2 separate regions of the Homo sapiens genome follow, and region 2 is linked to region 1. A link is a contact called in ENCODE Hi-C or POLR2A ChIA-PET data. All regions are on one chromosome and are shown on one strand. Each heading gives the region's core, a stretch centred on a gene start or an enhancer-like site at or near the end of the contact. The rest is flanking DNA. Distances are from core to core; before and after follow the strand shown. Region 1 has its middle 290 kb from the start of G2E3. Region 2 overlaps G2E3 (G2/M-phase specific E3 ubiquitin protein ligase).

Region 1 (5,977 bases), core at 2,147-4,646:
CAAGACAAAATGTTCTGGTTCCCCTCCTCTTGACTGTTGACATTTATGAATTAGCTGCAGTCTGTAGCTGAGGTCCAGAGCCACTCTGTTCCTGAAGGACTTTTATCCTCCTACCTAATCAGTGATTTTGTCGTCTGGACAGACATCAAGTTTGGGCAAAAAGGCTCACCAATAATGCATTCTATTTGGCTATAGGTGACAGCAGGAGCTAGTAAAGAAATCACAGTAGGGAACACAGCTGAGTGTGGGCATAACAAAATGTCCTTTATTTACAGGAGCATAACCTGTAATATGCAGTTTCAACATTGAGGTACACCAGAGCACGTCTAAAAGACTGCTGGTTCTGTAATGAAAATTTTGAGTGATTCCAAAGGTCTAGGGTCCTCTGTACTGGGTGATTATTATGAACTAACAAGGCAGTGTGATTATTCCACCTCAGAATAGTCATACAAATCAGTGGCGCACTTCTGCTTCTGCCAACATTTTCTGTCCAGGGCACTGTAGTTCACAACTGTCACAAAAGTACTTAGTTGCTTTCCTAGCTGAAAGTATGGCAAAAAAACCGAGCAATTTTGTTGTTCAAGAACTGGCTTCTTTATAAACTTCATCTCACTCAAACATCTCCCAAAGATCTACAATTCGTGGGTGAAATCCATTTGCCTCCTCCCTCCCCCAGGACAATTATGAGTTAACATGAAAACAAAGACTCAAAACAGAAATAAAACCTGAAATAAATCACTTGTATAAATGGAGAGATACAACTTGTCATATTAAAAATCTTATAGCCTAGTCTACAAAGAACAATCTTATCATTCTCTATCCTATCAGAAAAGATAGGTACATAAGAGGCTGACCAATTTATTATAAACAGGTCTTTTTATGCTAGACTGATTGCAGAGATGTTACTATAACGGAGAATTCTGAAGAGGACATTAAAATGCAACTACAACACCAAATGGAGTAGTTGATTTTTCGAGCTTTATTCAGACTGAATGTGACAGTTCTTTCTGCATATGGAAGTCCATGGGTGGCCATTAAATCAAACTGAGCATCTTACAAGCCTATTCATATTGACCAGAGTATGGCGGCTCATTTAACCAATTCTGCCAGTGCGTATTGCAGGGAGCTAGAGGGGATGTAAAGAGCTCTCCTTGATTACAATGCTCTCTGTGGGACCACAGGAGTTACCTACCAGCCCCCAACACTCAGAAATTCTGAACCAAGCAAATGACAGTACATTTTTCTTCAGCTCACATCCCTTCAGTGAGATTCAAAGTCAATCATATGAATACCAGTTTGTAATTTCCCCCTGCATTTTAGGGTTAAGAATTCCAAGGAGACCCCCAAATTTCTATGATGTTGTCCTGTTCCTTGGCACAAAGCTTGCTGTGACTCTACTGTGAAGGTGTGCCGTGAGCTGCAGTGGATATCCTGACTTCCCAGGAAATTGAAAAGAGCTGCAAGACTGGCTTTCTTGACAGCGAGTATCTATAAGCCTTTCCACTGTTGGTGAAGCAAGAGATTTCAATGTTCTTTTCCTTACAAAATTCCAAATTAGGTGATTCTCCCAGCCTGAAACTTTCTTGAGGCTCAGAATAGGGCTCTTACCTCTCTCATTTTCTCACCTTGATGGGCAGACTATGTCAGACTACTCTACAATTATAATTGCAATTGATTGTATTTCAGGTGAGTTCTGTAGAGTAGACAAGGAAATGGAACCGTTTGTTATGTTAAGAACTTAAAAGTTAAACAGAGCATATAGTCTCCATCAAAGAACCGCAGTGAGAAAATACACACCAACTCTATCCCTGCTGCCTCTATTGAACTCATTTTGGAAGATGCCTTTAGATAGAGTGAGTGACAGCCAAGTTTCGTACTTAGAGGATGAATTGTTTATGAAAACATCTTGAGTTCATTGATGATCAATTTTAATGAATTAGGTAATGAATTGATTGTCCTTGAAAATACTATTTGCATTTGAAAAAACAAAGAGATATATATTGTTACTATTTTTGGGACATATATATATATATATATATATATATATATATATATATATTTGTTATATATATTGGGACTATATTGTTACTATTTTTTCTTTTTTTTGGTGGAGTCTCACTCTGTCACCAAAGCTGGAGTGCAGTGGTGTGATCTCAGCTAACTGCAACCTCCACCTCCCAGGTTCAAATGATTCTCCTGCCTCAGCCTCCCATGTAGCTGGGATTATAGGTGCATGCCACCATGCCCAGTTAATTTTTTTGCTTTTTTGTATTTTTAGTAGAGACAGGGTTTCATCATGTTGGCCAGGCTGGTCTCAAAATCCTGACCTCAGGTGATCTACCCACCTCGGCCTCCCAAAGTGCTGGGATTACAAACGTGAGCCACCATGCCTGGCCTTGTGAGAGTTTTTTGTTAACTGATTCTGAAAACGGTTAGAAAACCTGCTTGAGAAAAAATGGTATGCAGCCACCCAAATGTCTGCTTCTTTAAAAAATACTTAAGGTCTTATATACTTCTTAAAAATTGGCCAGTGACCAAACTGCAGAATGCTTTACAACAAACAGCCACTAGTTCATACAGGAGACATTTATTGAGCACCTACAACATGGCAGCCAAACATCGTGTTAGGTTGGGGATCCAAAAATTTAAAAAACATAATCCTCAAGAGGATTATAATATCGTGAGGAGAAGGGCATGTGAATAAGCAATACTATAATGTCCTTGATATGGGGGAAAGTTGTACAAAGTGTAAGGACAGGATCGTAAGCAAGTCCTTAATAATAACAGCTAACACTCACTAGTACCGTCTATATTCCAGGCTCATACTACTAAATTACCTCATTTAATCCTCACAGGAACCTTACAAGGTGAGCACTGTTTCCGAGGGAATCAAAGATGGGTGATGTAAAGAGTGACAATCAGGCTGAGGCAAGGCAACGGGTTAGAGGGACACGACTGAGAAGTAGGCGTAGCTAATGAGCAATGTGCTGGGTAGAGTGGGATGAGAGCTGAAATGACGCTTAAGATACAGGCACAGGAAGGGACCAGTTCATTCAGTGCCTTGGTGACACCCGAAGGAAGTTTATCTTGTAGACGATGGGGAGCTGATGAAGAATTCTGAGCATTTATTTGGGCTTAATCCCGTTTAATACAGCCAATCAACTCGTGGGGGAGGCTCACAAAGACAAGGGTAAGAATTAAGTGCTGAGGTTGTCCATCGAGGCATCAGCAAAATGGAGGAAGCTGAAAGACCTCGGAACACAAGCGTTTTGCTTGGTCACTAAGCCTAGACAAATGTAAGTTTCCCCGCCCCAGCTCCCCTCAGCCTGTCACACAAAAGCGTTCACATCAGCAGTCGTCAGCGGCGATGTCAGGCGCCGTGTCGTTCTTCAAACCCTTGGGAAAGCTTTAGCTTCTCAAGCCAATTGCACTGCATTGTCAGTAGGGGTGTCCGTGAGCTCCCCCTCGTGGCTGAAGGCCAGCATCTCTGTTAGGCTTAACTGAGCCCAGTCTCCCTGCCTCTGAGCCTGGCCACTTCCCAGGCCAGACGTGGAGGAGACACTTGCCGCTCAGTGCTGTCCAGAGGAGCATGATGAAAATAGCTGGTGTCTTGGCTATCCTGGAAATCTGAGCGACTCCATTTAATTCTCCTACGAGGGCCAGGCGAGGTGGTCTTTGACTCAGCTTCAGCACTCCATGGAGGGCCCTTGGCCTAACCATGAGAACGAATTCCAGTTGCAACCAAAGCTTGTTTGTACAGTGAAATGAATAAATGTGTTTAAACCTAGGTTCTGACTTCTTACCAGTCTGTGTTGCTAAAATACCAAAGAGTAATTATAACGATATTTCTAGTTAACAATTTTTGTGTGTCTGCTATAACATTTAAATTAGACTAAATTCAGCTGTTTGAATGCCCTCTGACAATATTTTTTCTCTCAGCTCCATGACTGTTTTATCACTCCATACTCACTTGACCTAATCGGCACCATCCTGCACTCTGAAATGTTTATACTGTTAAATGAATTTTTAATCTAACTTTTACAGCATTCAATTTCAGTTTCATCAGCCATCCACAGTGTAATATCTAATGTTTTAAAATAATCTAGACAGTTACAAAAGGGGAGGGGGAGGGGGAAAATCGTCGTGTTATGAAGCAAATGATTAATTAAAGCAAATTAAATTCTGGCAGCTCTTGCTATCATTATCATGTGTTCCCCGACTAGACTAATAAATCTTTGTTGAGAATGTGTGCTTTCACAAGGTTCAAGAGTCACCTGGGAAAGGCCATTATTGACTAATATTTTTGTATTGCTGTTAGTTTTATTTTCTAATACCCTATAGAATAACAGCTAATCTTTCTCAAACATTTAGAGTGCATTCATAAATCCCACTTTGCTCACTCTTTAGAGGTAGGTTTGAGAGGGGGTGGGAAACAAAATGATTTCTCTGTAGATGCAAGTAAATTACAATTAAGCAATACAGCTAATATGTCGGCAAATGCTGGAAAACCTAAAAAACACTATACTTTGAGCGCCTGCTGCATAATGCCGTCATAGCTGGGGCACAGTCCTGGGATTTCAGCAGCTGCAAACCTTCTCCAAACTGCACAGAAAAGCAAGAACAGCACAGCTCTCCTCTATTTTAGAGGTTTGCCTTCTTTCCTTTCTTTCCTAGGATCTGGCACTTCCACATTGAGGCAAATAACAATGCCGAGGCAAGCCGCTCTCTCTAAATCCAACCAAATGCTGCTGCCATGCAAACTAGACAGTCTGCGTTGTTTCTGAAGGCACAGAAGGGAGATATTGACAGATATTTCAAGAAAAGAGCCACATACTTGCCTTTATTTAGACTGTTCAAAGTGCTGTCACTTAAATCAACCTTTAATAATTTTTTTCTGATCTCAAATATTGCAGTTTTAACATCCATACAATTCATTGCTTAATTTGTATGTTTTAAAGTATATTTCCTACAACTTTCCCATTTGCTTTTCCTCTAGTTTAACCAGTTGTGTCCTTTTCATCCAAATCCTAGCAAATGCCAGTATCAACTGTAAGCTCAGTTCTCCATGGTCTCCAGTTACTGCATGTCACATTGTCTTAAAACTTATGAAGAGAAGGCACAGATTTATTTGAAGTCTGTGATACTGTGACAGAAAAAAAAGAAACAGTTTTATAACAATAATGTAAATACCAGGTCTAAATTTATTTTGAGGTTTGTTAAATGGGGTGGGGGGAGCACAATTCCCAAAAGCGAAATTTCAGATTGTAATGAATAATCACATGCCACTAAATATTTGTGCTGGTTTTGAGACAGCGTGCCCCATAAAACTCCAAGATGTGGTCGAATGTATTAATGTTGCTCTAGACAATTCAGGTTTCTCTATGTATTTAACCTCCACCCCTGCCATGGCCTTGTTAATTTTGATTTCTAAGTGACTTGGGTACGACTACAAAAACTAAACATATGTTTAAATATGTACATACAGGCATTCCTTTTTTGCCCTTTCTAACTGCAGATTATGACGTGAGCTATGATTATCCATCAAAGTAATTTCCTCTACCCACTCCCTCTCTCATCCTCCCACCCTCCACATTTGAACATGCTTCTCTTTTCCTTGGGGCTCCTGTTCAGCTTTCTGCAGCACAGATCCCTGCTGCCTCGGCCGCCTGGAAAATAGCCTACAGTGCAGCTCAGTATGGCAGCACATCCCCACGGCCTGGGTGTTTTTCCAGACGGTTTTAGAATGATTCGGTATCGCATGAGTTAAAAAAAATTCCCCCTGGAAAAGCTAATTATTGCATGCAGATACTTCTTTGTGTGATCAAGGAGGGGACAATTTAATAGGCTCTGTAATACAACCAAGAACAAAATTGCTTTAAAGGAAGTCTCTTGTTGAGTGACAACTCTGTTGCCTGAGCCAATTAGGTCCCAATAAAGAGTGTTGAATTGGCTCCTGCTTTCTCATTAATTATGTTCT
Region 2 (5,831 bases), core at 1,450-3,949, 340 kb after region 1:
CAGTGGAGTTCTGAACCAGTTAAAAGATAGTTTTAAAAGTCAGATGGCTGGAGATTAAAGTGCCACGTTTAATGTTGGTAAAACCAGTTGGATAATGTGATTTTGGTCTGTGTTCACCATGGCTTGTGAATACTCCTCAGAAATACATGGATTTGCCTGCCTTGCTAGAGACAACGTGAGGCAGATTCCCTATTGCAAGCTAGAAAGCAGATGAAAGTGCACTTTGATGGAGGCCGATGGGTCTGAAGAGAGGAAGGATTTGGCTTACCAGTTAGAATACTTTTCCTTCCTTCTATAGGGAGGTATGAATGATAGATGGAGAGAAAGACTAGGCTGAATTTCTTCCAAAGGGAAACAAGTGGTAGGGATCGGGGAGGACTTAATGCGTCCGCCTAAAAATAGTTCATTTATTCAGCACTTATAATGGGACCTGTACTAAACATGTCACATGTGCAAACACTCATTTATCATAATGCCATATAAGTGTCATTGCCAACATGTTACTGCTTTAAAAACTGAGACAATGCAAGCCATTTAACTTTTCTTCCTTAACCTCCCTCCTACTTAAGCATATTCTATCCATTGTCTCAATTAACAGGCAGTGTTGTTTAATGATTAAAAGCATAGGCCTTAGCCAGGCGTGGTGGCATGTGCCTGTAATCCCAGCTACTCTGGAGGCTGAGTCACAAGAATAATTTGAATCCGGCAGATGGAGGTTACAGTGAGCTGAGCTCACACCACTGCACTCCAACCTGGGCAACAGAGGGAGACACTGTCTCAAAAAAAAAGCACAGGCTTGGAAGTCAGATTTTACTTTGAATGCCAACTCTTATAACTACTATATGTTGTGTCACTTTGGGCATATTAATCTTACTAAACCTCAGTTTCTAAATCACACAGTAAGCACTATTGAAGTGTGAGTTGCTACAGTGTATTACAACAATTCTGTTTATTTGCCCTAAGACTGCTTATCCTAACATCATGTTTTAAATTGACCCTTTAATTCTTCGTTTTTCTTTTTGTGCCCTCTTTACTAAAAAAAAAGTATATTTAAGCTTCATTGTCTCTACTTCGTATTTCCTATTTATTTCTTGTAATCAGGCTTCTGTCCCTACCACCAGTCTCAAGTTAGCTAGTTCATAGTTTATATCCAGGGAGCTAAATATCCATGTCCAAAGGCCTTTTCTAATTTTTCATCTGCTGTGACTTCTGCAATTACCACTTAGAATTTCTCTGCAATATTTTATTTAATATTGTACTTCCTCCTACTTCTGATGATTCTCTCTTCTTTAATGCTTCTTACTTCTTCTTACCCCTGAAACTTAGCATTTTTCAGTGTTGTCTTAACAGTCATCATTCTTTATTATTTGGAGAGCTTCTTCTCTCCTGTAATCTTTCTGAATGATTTACAGACCTGTATTTTTGAGCCCCCGGACTTTTATATACAGATAAGACCTGGGTCTTGCTAGCACATTGAGTCTAACATGTTTAAGATAAAAATAGTATTTTTCCCAGAATTTTTTGTTTGATTGTTTTTTGTGGGGCTTTTTTGTGTTTTTACCTGTTTGCCTTTTCTTTCCAAGAGACTTCTTACTTCCAAGCTGTCTTGGAGAGTCATTTTCATACTCCTCCATTTTCCAGTTATATGTCAAGTCACCTGCCTCTAAGACTGACTTATTGTCAACCTTTCCTTCCTGTTTCTAGTGTGCCTATTTTACCAAACTCAAATTTTCCCTAGGCTTAGACAATTAGAATGTTGTTCTAATATTCTTATTTGGGATGATTCTTCCAAAAGTACAGTTTTGACCATATTGCTTTCTTCCTCAGGAATCCCCCAGTGGCTTCTCATTGCCTGTTGAACGAAGTTGAAGCTCTTCATTAGGGCATTTAAGACCTTCACCTCTCTTCATGGCTTTATCTACTCCAGTTTCTGTACTTTTTATCCAGTGTTTGTTCATTTATTTAAGAAATACTATGTATTCTGTACTGTTTTGTTACTAAAGATAGAGTAGTGAAGCAAAGTATCTGCCTTCTTGGAATTTACATTAAGAGAGAACACAGAAGATAAACAACAAATGTAATATGCCATCACGTAGTAAAATGTATTATAATGCTAAATAAAACAGAATATGGCCGGGCGCAGTGGGTCACGCCTGTAATCCCAACACTTTGGGAGAACAGGTGGGTGGATCACCGGGGTCAGCAGTTCGAGACCAGCCTGGCCAACATGGTGAAACCCCATCTTTACTAAAAATACAAAAAAATTAGCCAGGTGTGGTGGCGCGCGCCTATAGTCCCAGCTGCTTGAAAGGCTCGCTTGAGCCCGGGAGGCAGAGGTGGCAGTGAGCCGGGATCATGCCACTGCACTCCAGCATGGGCAACAGAGTGAGACTCCATCCCAAATAAATAAATGTATACATAAATACATACATGCATACATACAACAGAATAAAAGGAGATGGATAAGGGTTGGAGTATATACAAGTTAGGTTTTAGGCTAAACTTCTGTATCTCATAGACCCAGAAAGACAGTGGCTCAAACAAGGCAGATGTTTACTGTTCTGTAAAATCCATTGTCTAGATTTTAGGGTAAGAGTTGGCAAAAAATGGCCTGTAAGTCACGTTCTGGCTTGTTGCCTGTTTGGTAAATAGTTACATTGGAATGCAGCCATGCCCATTTGCTACTGATCTGACTGCTTTCACGCTACAGTGGCAGAGTTGAGTAGCTGCAACAGATACCATATAGTTTGAAAAGCATAAAATGCTATCTGGCCCTTTATACAGATGGCCCTCTGTTTTCGAGATAGAGTTGTGATTTACAAAACCGTCTAAGGACTTGAGTTCCTTCCTCTCATTATCGTGTAACACTTAGCATTATTGTTTGCATCCACATGGTTGAAGCTTGCTCTTAAAGGAGAAAAGTGGAAGTTGAGAGCAGGGAAGTTTGACATGTTGTTTTTACTTACATCCCATTGAACAGTCATGTAGCCCCACCTAGCTGCAGCAAAAGTTTGGCTATGTGCCCAGCTGAAACTCAGGGTTGAGGGTTTGCAGGGATGAGGCAACATATACCCAATTATTACTCCGACAGGGTGTAAAGATAGTATTTTGAGCAGAATAGTCATGAAAAACTTAGGAGATTTCAGCAGAGATTTTGAATGAATGAAAAGAAGTCATGTAAATCTCTAAGAATGTTTTAGGAAAAGGAAATTGCAAGTAAATTTTCTGTTAATGGATTGTTTCCTATTTTTAACTTTCTCCATCTGTACCTTTAAGAGCTAACCTGTATGAAAGTGTCTTGCACATAAATGGCCAAGTATTTCTTTGTTTATGCTGTTCACTAAAATATTCTTGATAAAATTCTGTCCATCTTTTAATTCTCAGCTGTTACTCTTTTTCATGAATTCTCAGGTCATCTTTCTTGCCTATCTAGTACTAGGTAACTTTTCTCTTTTTTTTTCTTTTCTTTTTAAGAGATAAGGTCTCAGTCTGTCACCCAGGCTGGAGTACATTGGTGTGATCATAGCTCACTGAACCTCCAACTCCTGGGCTCAAAATCCTTCTACCTCATCTTCCAGAGTAGCTAGGACTACAGGTGTATACCACCCACACCAGGCCTTTTTTTTTTTTCTTTAGAGGGGGGCTAGCTGTGTTGCCCAGGATGTTCTTGAACTTCTGGCCTCAAGCAGGCCTCCCACCTCAGCCTCCCTAGTAGCTAGTCTTACCTAGTGCTATATAATTTTTCAATGTCAGTTATTTCCTTTTTTATAAATAGTTTCACGTAGTAAAGTGGCATTATACTCTGGATTTCTTGAAGGCAGAAATAGACAAATTTGTTGAACTGGATGATCAGACATTTATTCTAGAAGAATATTTCTTGGTTTACTTTTACTGCACCCATATGTACTAAGAAATTTGAGTATAAATTAACAAGTATCATTTGAAATGTGCATGTCACTCAAAAGTAAATGAGTAAAGTGGCTGTATTTTCTCCTTCATTACAGATAAATACTGCAACAACTGTAGCTGACTTAAAGTCAATAATAAATGAATGCTATAACTACCTTGAGTTAATTGGATGTCTCAGACTTATAACGACATTAAGTGATAAATATATGTTAGTAAAAGACATACTTGGCTACCATGTAATTCAGAGAGTCCACACACCCTTTGAAAGGTAAGTTGTTTCTATTAATATATGGCTCTTTCAAATTACATGTTTAAAGTGGTTAATTATCTTGTAATGTGAGATATATTTGGTAATAAGTGAGATGTTTTTCTCAGAAAAAAATTTAAATGCTATTTTTAAATAATAACTTAAGCCTTTTTAGGATGGTTACTGTTCTGATCATTTAATAAGCATTGTGTAGGTCGGGCATGGTGGCTCACTCACACCTGTAATCCCAGCACTTCGGGAGGCTGGGGCAGGCAGATCATTTGAGGTCAGGAGTTTGAGACCAGCCTGACCAACATGGTGAAACCCCGTCTGTACTAAAATACAAAAATTAGCCGGGCGTGGTGGTGGGTTCCTGTAATCTCAGCTACTTGGGAGGCTGAGGCAGGAGAATTGCTTGAACCCAAGAGGCGGAGGTTGCAGTGAGCTAAGATCATGCCACTGCACTCCAGCCTGGGTGACAGAGCAAGATTCCCTCTCAAAAAAATGAAAAAAGAATTGTGTAAATGTATGATGCTTTCATAGAAATAACCACTGCTTCAGATTATAATTTTTTTCTAAAAAATATTCTTTTTAAAACTCTTACCACATGAGCCAACTATTCTGTCTCTGTGCATTCATTTAATAACTATTTATTGAGTACCTTTTATCTGCTGGGTAATACATATATTGACCGTTCTTTGATTAACAAGGTATGTATGATTCCTGCTGTCCTTTAGTTTAGAACACTGGTCTAAGTTAGACAACTTATGTATCTCCTTACACTCTTACAATTTTTTTAAACAATGGAAATACACATATGAAAGTCTGTAATCACCATCCAGATCTAACACTTATTAACTTGTGCCTGTCTTGTTCATCTTTATCCTACCCTTGTTATTGACTCCAGTATTATTTTAAAGCCAATACCAGATATCATCTCAAACCTGATAAATTCATTTAAAAAAAAGTAGTATCATTAATCCATAGATTTAAATATATTTGATGTGTTTAAAATCTTTATAGTTACTATTACTACTGAAGTTTATATGTCTTGGACCAGTATAAGTCTCTTTATATTATTGTTTTTAATTCTTTCGATGTGAGCCTTAATGGTCTTTGTAAGCTTTTTTGCTATATGGTATCACAAGGTGTTTCAGACTCATTTTGTACATTTTAGCCTAAGGAACCTTTGTTATTTTTAATGGGAAATGGGTAATTCACAACCACAGTCTGGATGCTAGAGATTCTTAGTTTTGGTGGGTTGGTCATGGTATCTAGACCTTTTCATTGAACCCAAATTAGAAAATCAAGGGTTTTTAAATCTATTTTAATCTATTTTGTTTTTTTTTTTAAAATCAAACTTTTTTTTAAAGATACATTATGAGTGTGTCCTGATAATTCTAATTCAGATTCTCTATTGCATGATTTTTACTTAACATTTTCTTTGTCCTGTGTTGAGAATTCCAGTTCTTAATGACACTGGAGAATTTAAGTATGAAGCAACTATTTCATGTGATTTATTCCACATTTCATAACCAATAGTCTCAGAATAACAATACTAACATTATCAAATTGTTGTGCTTATAAGTCATTGGAATATTTTATGTGTGGCTAAAAATTGAGCATAAATTGCATTTTCATTTTTTATTTTTAGTGATTAGTTTTTATTAACATT

Evidence for each region. A loop is a pair of places that touch in the nucleus more often than their neighbours do. ChIA-PET counts read pairs that join two places held with the same protein, here RNA polymerase II (POLR2A). Pooled maps may share reads with other maps.
Region 2: a loop to region 1 is called in a pooled map, with 6 times the contacts of the local background. The contact joins two enhancer-like sites. A Hi-C loop is called at or near these places in 1 of 37 single-sample maps with no recorded cell type and 3 of 50 pooled maps. POLR2A ChIA-PET finds 5 or more read pairs at or near these places in 1 of 52 experiments (H1).

Annotation. Positions count from the first base shown.
Region 1 is chr14:30,267,400-30,273,376 of GRCh38, forward strand. No RefSeq gene overlaps it. Among named protein-coding and RNA genes, the nearest start is that of G2E3, 290 kb to the right of the region's middle. RefSeq lists enhancers at 3,094-3,595, 5,145-5,977 and a silencer at 3,397-3,446. Within about 2 kb of position 3,397, at least 3 of the 41 ENCODE cell types and tissues checked have a DNase peak (open chromatin) inside an H3K27ac peak, as active enhancers do.
Region 2 is chr14:30,608,203-30,614,033 of GRCh38, forward strand. G2E3 (G2/M-phase specific E3 ubiquitin protein ligase) reads left to right here. Exons shown (of 15, transcript NM_017769.5): 13 at 4,005-4,177. Among named protein-coding and RNA genes, the nearest start is that of SCFD1, 11 kb to the right of the region's middle. Within about 2 kb of position 2,700, at least 3 of the 41 ENCODE cell types and tissues checked have a DNase peak (open chromatin) inside an H3K27ac peak, as active enhancers do.